2 separate regions of the Homo sapiens genome follow, and region 2 is linked to region 1. A link is an interaction called in ENCODE POLR2A ChIA-PET data of the cell type or tissue named here. Cell type or tissue: K562. All regions are shown on one strand. Each heading gives the region's core, and the rest is flanking DNA. Links, peaks and the distances in the headings are about the cores only.

Region 1 (5,376 bases), core at 1-5,000:
AGTGTTTGCACAGTATACCTCTTTCTATTAATTTACTTTGTGCTTCTGTGCCTATTTAAAGTAGTTTCTTTAAACAACATATACTTGAGACTTGCATTTTTATCTGTTCTCTCTGTATCTTTTAATAAGTTTAACATTAAATGTAATTATTAATAGGTTTCTAATTTACATGTTTCCTGTTTAGATAAGATTATTTTATAATTGTATTTTAATTTATTGGCTCTTTAGCTATACTGTTTTAATAATTTTTTTAAGTTGGATGTTCTAGTGATTACAATATACATTCTTAATTTTTCAGTCTACCTAGAGTTGATGTGCCACTTCACATAAAATGTAGAAATCTTGTAAGTATGTACATCCATTTATCATACCTGTCTTTTATGCTGTAGTTGTCATACATATTAAATCTACATATTTAAATATTGTAAGTCCTGTCATAAGTTACAATTTCTGCTTTAAATAATGATATGTATTTTAAAGAAATTAAGAGGAAAAAATAAAATCTTTTGTATTTATTCACATATTTACCATTTCTAATATTCTTCATTTCTTCTTAAAGATCTAATAGCCTTTCCCTTAAGACGGAAGAACTTTCTATAGCATTTTTTGTGTCTCCTGGCAACAAATTAGTTTTCTTTTTCTTTTTCCCTTTTTTTTTTTTTTTTTGAGATGGAGTTTCGCTCTCATTGCCCAGGCTGGAGTGCAATGACACAATCTCGGCTCACTGCATCCACCATCTCCTGGGTTCAAGCAATTCTCCTACCTCAGCCTCCCAAGTAACTGGGATTACAGACATGTGCCACCACACCTGGCTCATTTTGTATTTTTAGTAGAGATGGGGTTTCTCCATGTTGGTCAGGCTGGTCTCAACTCCTGACCTTGTGAACCACCCACCTCGGCCTCCCAAAGTGCTGGGATTACCACCGTGCCTGGCCAGTTTTCTCTTTTTTAAAAAGAATCTCTTCGCTAGGTGCAGTGGCTCAGGCCTGTAATCCCAGCACTTTGGGAGGCTGAGGCGGGCAGATCATTTGAGGTCAGGAGTTCAAGACCAGTCTGGCCTTCATGATGAAATGCTGTCTCTACTAAAAATACAAAAAAATGAGCCAGGTGTGGCAGTGCGTGCCTGTAATCCCAGCTACTTGAGAGGCTTAGGCATGAGAATTGCTTGAACCCAGGAGGCGGAGGTTGCAATGAGCCAAGATCATGCCACTGCACCCCAGCCTGGGTGACAGAGTGAGACCCTGTCTCAAAAAATAAAAAGAATCTCTTTACAGATCTTGTTCCACTGTCTTCTGGCCTTCATTGTTTCTGATGACAAATCAGTGGGTATTCAAATAGTTTTTCCCTTTATAGAATGCGTCTTTCTCTTTGGCAGCTTTCAGGTGTGGTTTTCTATGTATTTATCTTGGGAGTTTGATGAATTTCTTGGCTCTCTAAATTTATGCCATTTAATCAAATATAGGAAAGTGTCAGCCATTATTTCCTCAGATCTTTTTCCTGACCCATGTTTTCTCTTTCCTGGGACTTCAGTTATAAATATACTAAGCTTCGGTCTCAGTCTCCGAGTCTCTGTCTTTTTTTTTTTTTTTTTCCACCAAACGCTTCTCTCTGTTCTTCAGATGATTTCTGTAATATAGCTAAGTTGATGGAGAGTCTTCAAGCCAAAGTTGCCTTTTGGAGGAGTTGGCATCTTGCCAGAATGGGCCTGCCTTAGTACCTGTACTGTGCACGTTGGCTATAAAGAGTCCCCAGAAAGTGTGGCCTGAGTGTGAACCCGGTGGCCCCAGAGCATCACTGAGTGATGCTCCCCACAGCAGGAGATCTGAGAGGCGTATTTTCGTGGCTGCCACAGTATGTTCTGTTGCTTAGGGAGGATTATTTTTCTAGCTTGGGTAGTTGGAAACAGTTTTCTTCAAATTATGTGGGTGCCTGTTCAGATCTTAAAAAGCACACCCAAAGGGAGAAGGGAAACATTTAGATTTAGTGAAGGTTTACTTTTTAAAATTTTTTTATTTTATTTTATTTTTAGATGGAGTCTTGCTCTGTCGCCCAGGCTGGAGTGCAGTGGCGCCATCTTGGCTCACTGCAAGTTCCACCTCCCGGGTTCACGCCATTATCCTGCCTCAGCCTCCCAAGTAGCTGGGACTACAGGCACGTGCCACCACACCCGGCTAATTTTTTTGTATTTTTAGTAGAGACGGGGTTTCACTGTATTAGTCAGGATGGTCTCGATTTCCTGACCTGGGGATCCGCCCACCTTGGCCTCCTAAAGTGCAGGGATTACAGGCCTGAGCCACCGCGCCCAGCATAGTGAAGGTTTACTTTACAAGATCAGGGTTCATCTTTGAGAGACTCAGGCAGCCATGCCCAAAGAATTTCTTTCTTTTGTGGCAGCATGAAGCTGGCTGGGCCAGTGCCCCTTTCCTAATTGGCCTGGTTATCCTCTTCAGGTTGCCAGAGCACTAGCTGGGCCCTGCTTTATTTAGCATGGGAGTGTGAGCAGCTGTTGCCCTGCTCCCTGCAGGCAAATAGACCTTGACTGGCAAAATGAAAAGACTATAGAGTTTTCTAATTGCCCCCTCTCTTGTAGCATTAAAGGCTAAAAGTAAGGAGGCTGCTGATGAGCAGAAACTGACCATCTAGCCTCTCTTCCTAGGTGGCTGTAGTTCTTCCAGCCCTCGCTGATCTGTGCGTGGGGATGTTAATGGGCTTTTGCTGTGGGTCCATTTCACTCACCCACACATTTTGTTTTGGAGATAGCTACCTTCCTCCTTCCTCTTCTAGTACTCGTACCGCAAGCTTCCTCATTATATTCCTTTTGTCAGTTCAAATGGGAGTTTGCAAGAGGGAATTAAACAAATATGCTCAGATTACCATCTTGAGCCAGCACCTGTTAGTGATTTTCAAGGTGAAAAGTACCCCCCCCCGAGAAAGTCTAGGAACACCAGGTGTTAATTCTAGGCTGGTTCTGATCAAAATCTTAAAAATGTTGACTTAAACTTTATGGCCTTATTTGTGTGCCTGAACTAGAATACAGGAAAAGATATTATGGACTCCAGGTGGCCCTGTGCCACCCACACTGTTGCTGCAAGTCACCTGCCTATTGGCCTGTTTCTGGGAGGGATCTCTGATTCAGTCAGTGCCAGTCTCATCTCTGGTATGTTTGGTACTACTTTTTCTTTGCATTCACCTTCATGAGATTTCCTTTGAGAAAAACTAAATTAATGATGCTCTATAAAGTAAGCCTACACTCAAACCATTCATAGGTCATTGATTCAGGATGGCCCCCACATAATACTGCTGAGCTGAAGGAAAGAATGTGCATGGTCATACTTCGGTTTTCCCTGGAATACAGGCCATGTGGTGTGGTGGGCCTTAGGGCAAGGGTTTTAGGGTTACTGATCTGGGTCTAAAATCCTGATTTTCCTCCTTTCTAATAGTGTTTCCTCAGACAAGCTCCATAGCCTTTCTGAGCATCAGTTTTCTGCTCCTGCTATTAAATGGGGTCATATCTACTTTTAGGGATGTTAGGGTTAAATAAAGTAGTATGTAAGGTTCCTAGCACAGTGCTTAGCAAATTTGTAGTTGCTCAGTAAATGGAAGCTATTGGAATACTCTACAGCACCATTGTCCAATAGAAATGTAACATGAGCCAGATAATGTAATTTTACATTTTCTTTCAGTCATTAAAAAGTACAAAGAATTAGCCAGGTGTGGTTGTGCGTGCCTATAGTTCCAGCTACTTGGGAGGCTGAGGTGGGAGGATTGCTTGAGTCCAGGAGTTGGAGGCTGCAGTGAAATTTTTTTTTTTTTTTTTTTGAGATGGAATCTCACTCTGCTGCCCAGGCTGGAGTGCAGTGGCATGATCTTGGCTCACTGCAACCTCCGCCTCTCGAGTTCAAGTGATTCTCCTGCCTCAGCCTCCTGAGTAACTGGACTTACAGGCACGTGCCACAACGCCCAGCTAATTTTTGTATTTTTTTTGTAGAGATAGAGTTTCACCATGTTGGCCAGGCTGGTATTGAACTCCTGACCTCAGGTGATCTGCATGCCTCAGCCTCCCAGAGTGCTGGGATTATAGGCATGAGCCACCACGCCCGGCCAATGATACAGTGAACTTTGAAGGCGTCACTGCAACTCCAGCCTGGGCGACAGAGTGAGACCTCATCTCAAAAAAAAAAAAAAAAAAAAAAAAAAAAAATTACAAAGAAGCAGGTGAAATTAATTTTAGCAATATATTTTATTTAACCCAAAAATATTCAAAATATTTCAATAATAGAAAATTATTGAGATAGTTTACATTTTTGTGCTAAGTCTGAAATCTGGTGTGTATTTTATACTTACAGCACTTTTCAATTCACAGTGGCTACATTCCAGGTGCTTAATAGCCCCGTGTGACTTTGAGCTCCTGTATTAGGCAGTGCCCCTCTAGAACACATCTTAAGGCAAGGCAGTGAGCACAGCAGAACTGTCCACCTTAATCCAAACACACGTGTACAGAGCTGAATCAAAGCCACATGAGGCTGGGAGGACTTGGGGCTTTTAGCACGCTCTGCCCTTCCCTCAGCCACCCTTGTGATAAGTGGAATATATGTAAAATAAAAGCGTTATGACCAGTCAGATGTCTTTCCTGTGGGGACTCCTTACATGCCAGGCTGGCAGAGGTGCAGAAACAAGTGCGAGAGCTGTGGTCTGTGAGTCCTAACCTTGGCCTTGCTGGTGTGGGGCTGGGTGACCTCATCTGGCAAACTGCGGTATCTGTTTAATTTTATGAATTGAGCTGTGAGGCATAGCTGAAATTTGCATGGGGGTGACAAACATACTTTAAAGCATCTTGCAAAAAAGTAGTAAGAATTAGGAGTTGTAGACAAATGCTCAATGAAAACAGGAGTGTGATACTGGGTATTGCACCATACCGTAGTGCTGGATCCCTCAGTTTACTAAGTAGATCTTTTGGTCCAATTACGGGGTAGTGTAGGAATGGCGATTAGCCTGGTATGTCCCATCTCTCCTTGTTGAAGTTCTGCTTTTTTTTTTTTTGAGATGAGGTCTCGCTATGTAACTCATGCTGGAGTGTAGTGGCACAATCACAGTTCACTGCAGCCTCCACCGCTCGGGCTGGGACCACAGGCATGTGCCACCTTGCCCGGCTAATCTTTTAAAAATTACTTGCAGAGACAAGGTCTCACTGTGTTGCCAGGCTGGTACTTAACTTCGAAGACGGCTCACAGGCTGCCTCTTCCAACTGCGAGCCTCAGTGAGGAAACAGTGGGCTTGTTGTGGAGTTTATTCTGCAGCCCTCCAGCCTGCAAACATTAATTGTGCATGTCTGATTAGTAAAACATTTGGGGGTGCACCCCACATGATGTCACTCAT
Region 2 (5,376 bases), core at 247-5,246, 75 kb before region 1:
CAGCACTTTTTTATTTGTTTGTTTGTTTATTTTTTTTTTTTTTGAGACAAGAGTTTTGCTCTTGTTGCCCAGGCTGGAGTGCAGTGGCTCGATCTCGGCTCACTGCAACCTCTACCTCCCGAGTTCAAGCGATTCTCCTGCCTCAGCCTCCTGAGCAGCTGGGATTACAGACATGCACCACCAGTTCTGGCTAATTTTGTGTTATTAGTAGAGACCGGGTTTCTCCATGTTGGTCAGGCTGGCCTGGAACTCAACCTCAGATGATCCGCCTGCCTCAGCCTCCCAAAGTGCTGGGATTACAGGTGTGGGCCACTGCGCCTGTAATCCCAGCACTTTTGGGACGCCAAAACAGGCAGATCACCTGAGGTCAGGAGAAGACCAGCCTGGCCAACATGGAGAAACCCCGTCTCTACAAAAATAAGCTGGGCATGATGGCGGTTGCCTGTAATCCCAGCTACTCAGGAGGCTGAGGCAGGAGAATCCCTTGAACCCAGGAGGTGGAGGTTGCAGTGAGCTGAGATCACGCCATTGCACTCCAGCCTGGGCGACAGAGTGAGACTCCATCTCAAAAATATAAATAAATAAATAAGCAAACAAGAAACTTAAAAAATAAATATAAAATTCATTACAGGCATACTTCATTTTATTGTGCTTCACAGATGTGTTACTTACTATTTGAAGGTTTGTGGCAACCCTGCTTTGAGCAAGTCATTTTTCTAATAGCATTTTGGTAATTCTCACAGTATTTCAAACTTTTCCATTACTATTTTTTCTTTTTTTGAGACAGAGTCTCACTCTGTCGCCGAGGCTGGAGTGCAGTGGCACTGTGTCAGCTCACTGCAACCTCCGTCTCCTGGGTTCAAGCAATTCTCCTGCCTCAGCCTCCCGAGTAGCTGGGTTTACAGGCGTCCACCACCACACCTGGCTAGTTTTTATATTTTTAGTAGAGACGGGGTTTCACCATGTTGGCCAGGCTGGTCTTGAACTCCTGACCTCAGGTGATCTGCCTACCTCGGCCTCCCAAGGTGCTGGGATTACAGGCATGAGCCACCGCGCCTGGCCTTTTCCATTGCTATTATTATTATTCGAGACAGAGTCTCACTCTGTGGTCCAGGCTGGAATGCAGTGGTGTGATCGCTGCTCACTGCAACCTCCGCCTCCCAGGTTCAAGCAATTCTCCTGCCTCAGCCTCCCAAGTAGCTGGAATTACAGGCATGTGCCACCATGCCCAGCTAATTTTTTTGTATTTTCAATAGAGACAGGGTTTTGCCATGTTGGCCAGGCTGGTCTCAAACTCCTGACCTCAAGTGATCTGCCCGCCTTGGCCAACCAAAGTGCTGGGATTATTGGCATGAGCCACCACACCTGCCCTCCATTATTATTATTTCAGTTATGGTGATCTGTAATCAGTGATCTTTGATGTTACTATTGTAATTGTCTTGGGCAGCCACAAGCTGCACCTGTATAAGATGGCAAACTTAACTCCATAAATGTCCTGTGTGTTCTGATGTCCACGGATCAGCTGTTCCCTCATTTCTCTTTCTCTCCTTGCGCCTCCAATTCCCTAAGACACAATATTGAAATCCAGGCCAATTAATAGCCCCACAGTGACCTCTAAGTGTTCAAGTTAAAGGAAGAGTTGCACGTTTCTCACTTTAAATCGAAAGCTAGAAATGATTTTGCTTAGTGAGGAAGGCATGTTGAAAGCCAAGATAGGCCAAAAGTTAGGGCTCTTACACCGAACAGTTAACCAAGTTGTGAAGGCAAAGGGAAAGTTCTTGAAGGAAATTAAAAGTGCTACTCCAGTGAGTACCTGAATGTTAAGAAACAGAACAGCCCTCTTGCTGATATGGAAAACATTTTAGTGGTCTGGACAAATCAAACCAGCTACAACATTCCCTTAAGCTAAAGCCTAATCCAGATCACAGTCCTAGCTCTCTTCAATTCTCTGAATCCTGAGAGAGGTGAGGAAACTACAGAAGGAAAGTTTGAAGCGAGCAGAGGTTGGTTAATGAGGTTTAAGTAATGAAGTCATCTCTAACAAAAAAGTGCAAGATGAAGCATAGGTGATCCAAAAGATCTAAGATAATTGATGAAGGTGGCTACACTAAACAACAGATTTTTGTTGAAGATGAAACAGTTTCTATTTGAAGGAGATGCCATCTAAGACTTTCATAGCTAGAGAAGAGAAATCAGTGCCTGCCTTCAAGTTTCCAAGGACAGGATGATTCTCTTGGTAGGGGCTAACACAGCTGTGACTTTCAGTGGAAGTCAGTGCTTATTTAGCGTTCTCAAAATTCTAGGGCCTTTAAGAATTATGCTAAATCTGCTCTGCCTGTGCGCTATATAAATGGAACAACAAAGCCTGGATGACAGTACATCTGTTTATAGCATGGTTTACTTTTTTTTTTTTTTTTTTGAGACGTAGTTTCACTCTTGTTGCCCAGGCTGGAGTGCAATGGCACCATCTCGGCTCACCACAACCTCTGCCTCCCAGGTTCAAGCAATCCTCCTACCTCAGCCTCCCAAGTAGCTGGGATTACAGGCATGCGCCACCACACCCAGCTCATTTTGTATTTTTAGTAGAGATGGGGGTTTCTCCATGTTGGTCAGGCTGGTCTCGAACTTCCGACCTCAGGTGATCCACCTGCCTCAGCCTCTCAAAGTGCTGGGATTACAGGCATGAGCCACCGCACCCGGCCTGAAAAAGAAAGTGAATTCTCATACAGCCTGCCTCATTCCTAACATTTATGAGAATATCTGAAATACCAGACAAGTTATCCTATTAAGAACTTTTTTCATAGACTGCTTCCAATTATATTATTAATAAGAAGTTTAATTGAAGAACAGATCAAACCTTAAGTGTGAAGCCTTTATCTCAATGATGAAAATTTCTAAGTCACCTCAGCCTAAAAATTCATTTACCTCTCTTGCAGTCTCAGATGGTTTGTCCCTCCCTAGGTTGCAATGTGAGGACTTAGGGGCTACATGGCTCCCTATTAAGACAATAAGCTTTCCCAAGTTCACTTTCTACACTGACATCCACCCACAGTATGACCCATCCTGTATACATTGTCCCAAGGCCTCATGGAGGGAGTGCTCCCTACTGTTAGTCTCCAAATGCAGCCCAGGAAGTCACCCCCTGCTGAGGTTGCCAGATAAAATGGTGCGTGGGCATACTTACACTAGAAAATAATTCGTTGTTTATCTGAAATTCAAATTTAGCTGGGCATTGTATGTTTTGATTTGCTAAATCTGGCAGACTTAACCGCCTGCTATAGTGCTGTTTCTTTCAACTCTCCATGGCCCCAGCTCCTGGTTGTTGACATTGTTCTGAGCTGTTCGTTAGCAGCTGAACCTGGCTTCCTTCCGTGGGCCTGAAGGGCTGCTGTCCACTTGCATTCTTGCCACATCCATCCTTCCCTTTCTAGCAAGAGAATTTTTCCATGTATAGGTCTCCATATTGAAGGTAAAGAGTTTCCAGACCCTCTCAGGTCCCTTAACCGTTGTCTTTCATGGACATTTAAAACTCTCCACAGACAGGGCAGAGCTTCATAATAGCTGAGATTACTCTGGTCTCCCTCCTAGATACTCTGCCAAGAAACCTACCCCATGGAGCTGTCAGGTTCTTGTCACAGTTTACTGTACAAAGCTCGCTGTGAAAGTTGACAGTGCCATCCAAGTTCAATTCCTAATTAGTTCTTCACAAAGCAGAACCTACCCAGTGACAATCCCTAGGCATAACCAGGATAAAAGAGGACCAAATGGGAATGGCAGGGACTTTGAAGTCAAACGGGGCTGAGTTTGAATCCCAGCACTGCCACTTATTACTAGGGGAGTATTAACCCCTCTGGATCCTAGATTCCTTGTCTGTAAAATGAGTAAATTTACCTTAAAGTACGATTAATAGTCCTACCTTGTTAGGTTGCTGTAAGGATTAGAGAGAATGAAGATGGAGTACCTGACGCAGAGTCCAGACTCCACTAATGATGATCCGTTGTGTCATACCCATCTTTACTGCTTTCAAAAGAGTGATACGGTCTTTATTATTACAACTTAAAATAGCTGTATTAATGCTTCCCAAACATGTCTGTGAAATGTGACCTTTTTGAACCATGAAGTTCAGGTTACCTTTAGGGGGAAGGTGCTTAATTAAGCAATAGCTGGCTGGATGTGGTGGCTCACACCTGTAATCCCAGCACTTTGAGAGACCAAAGTGGGCAGATCACTTGAGGTCAGGAGTTCGAGACCAGCCTTGCCAACATGGTGAAACCCTGTCTCTACTAAAAATACAAAAATTAGCCAGAAATCACTTGAACCTGGGAGGTGGAGGTTGCAGTGAGCTGAGATCGTGCCACTGCACTCCAGCCTGGAGTGGACCCAGTCTAAAAAAAAAAAAAAAAAGCAATAGTCACATTACTAGAAGCCCCTCAATGTCCCCAGTCTGTGAGGTAGAAAAGTAATTGCAGCATCAGGAGGGTAGAAGATTTCTCCAGACTGGTTCCATAGGAGAGAGAGAAACAGACTCTGCCAAGGCAGTCTTCTGGCCTGTGAGTGGTATCCTTCCCTCTCAGTCATCAAGGATGCCCCACTGCTACTCAAAAGCCACAGGAAAAGTTACCAGTTATGTTGGGATTATAGTTTTGTGTTTCCTTGAGGGTGATCAGCTCCTTTCTTGCTTATAGGTTTCTTTTTTTTTCTTTTTTTTGTTTGGACAGAGTCTCACTCTGTCACCCAGGCTGGAGTGCAGTGGCACGATCTTCTTGGCTCACTGCAACCTCCACCTCCCAGGTTCAAGCGATTCTTCTGCCTCAGCCTCCTGGGTAGCTGGGATTACAGGTGTGTGCCACCCACGCTTGGCTAATTTTTATGTTTTTAGTAGAGATGAGGTTTCACCATGTTGGCCAGGCTGGTCTCGAACTCCTGACCTCAGATGATCTGCCCACCTCGGCCTCCCAAAGTGCTGGGATTACAGGCGTGAGCCACTGTGCCCAGCCATGTTTCCTGAACACCCAAAGTAGCTTAAGTCACACATATTTACCAGGAGTCAGTGATGAAAGAGAGGTCCATTGTCATTCCAAAATGCGCCCTTTACACTTATTAGGAAATAAGGTAACATTATTTCCACAAACATTAAATGCGGGTGATACAGATATTAGTAAAAGTCTTTTTTTTTTTTTTTTTTTTTTTTTTGAGATGGAGTCTCGCTCTGTCACCCAGGGTGGAGTGCAGTGGCACCATCTCGGCTCGCTGCAATCTCTGCTTCCTGCGTTCAAGCGATTCTTCTGCCTCAGCCTTCCGAGTAGTTGAGACTACAGGCGTGAGCCACCACGCCCAGCTAATTGTTATACTTTTAGTAGAGACGGAGTGTAACTG

Evidence for each region. ChIA-PET counts read pairs that join two places held together with the same protein. Peaks named below come from ENCODE experiments on the same cell type or tissue, not always from the same donor. Only the 100,000 strongest peaks of a DNase experiment are listed, where the experiment ranks them.
Region 2: POLR2A ChIA-PET joins it to region 1 with 7 read pairs; 31 of 35 experiments call an interaction of 5 or more read pairs at or near these places.

What each region holds. Positions count from the first base shown.
Region 1 is chr1:225,977,849-225,983,224 of GRCh38, reverse strand. It overlaps SDE2 (spliceosome associated SDE2), which reads left to right. Exons shown (of 7, transcript NM_152608.4): 7 at 1-523. Among named protein-coding and RNA genes, the nearest start is that of SDE2, 19 kb to the left of the region's middle. In K562, for the core only: a CTCF peak has its summit at 4,740 (motif pointing left); a DNase peak (open chromatin) is centred at 4,714.
Region 2 is chr1:226,052,682-226,058,057 of GRCh38, reverse strand. The region is part of intron 1 of H3-3A-DT (H3-3A divergent transcript); the gene reads left to right. Among named protein-coding and RNA genes, the nearest start is that of H3-3A-DT, 7.1 kb to the left of the region's middle. In K562, for the core only: no CTCF peak of the experiment used is centred there; a DNase peak (open chromatin) is centred at 3,085.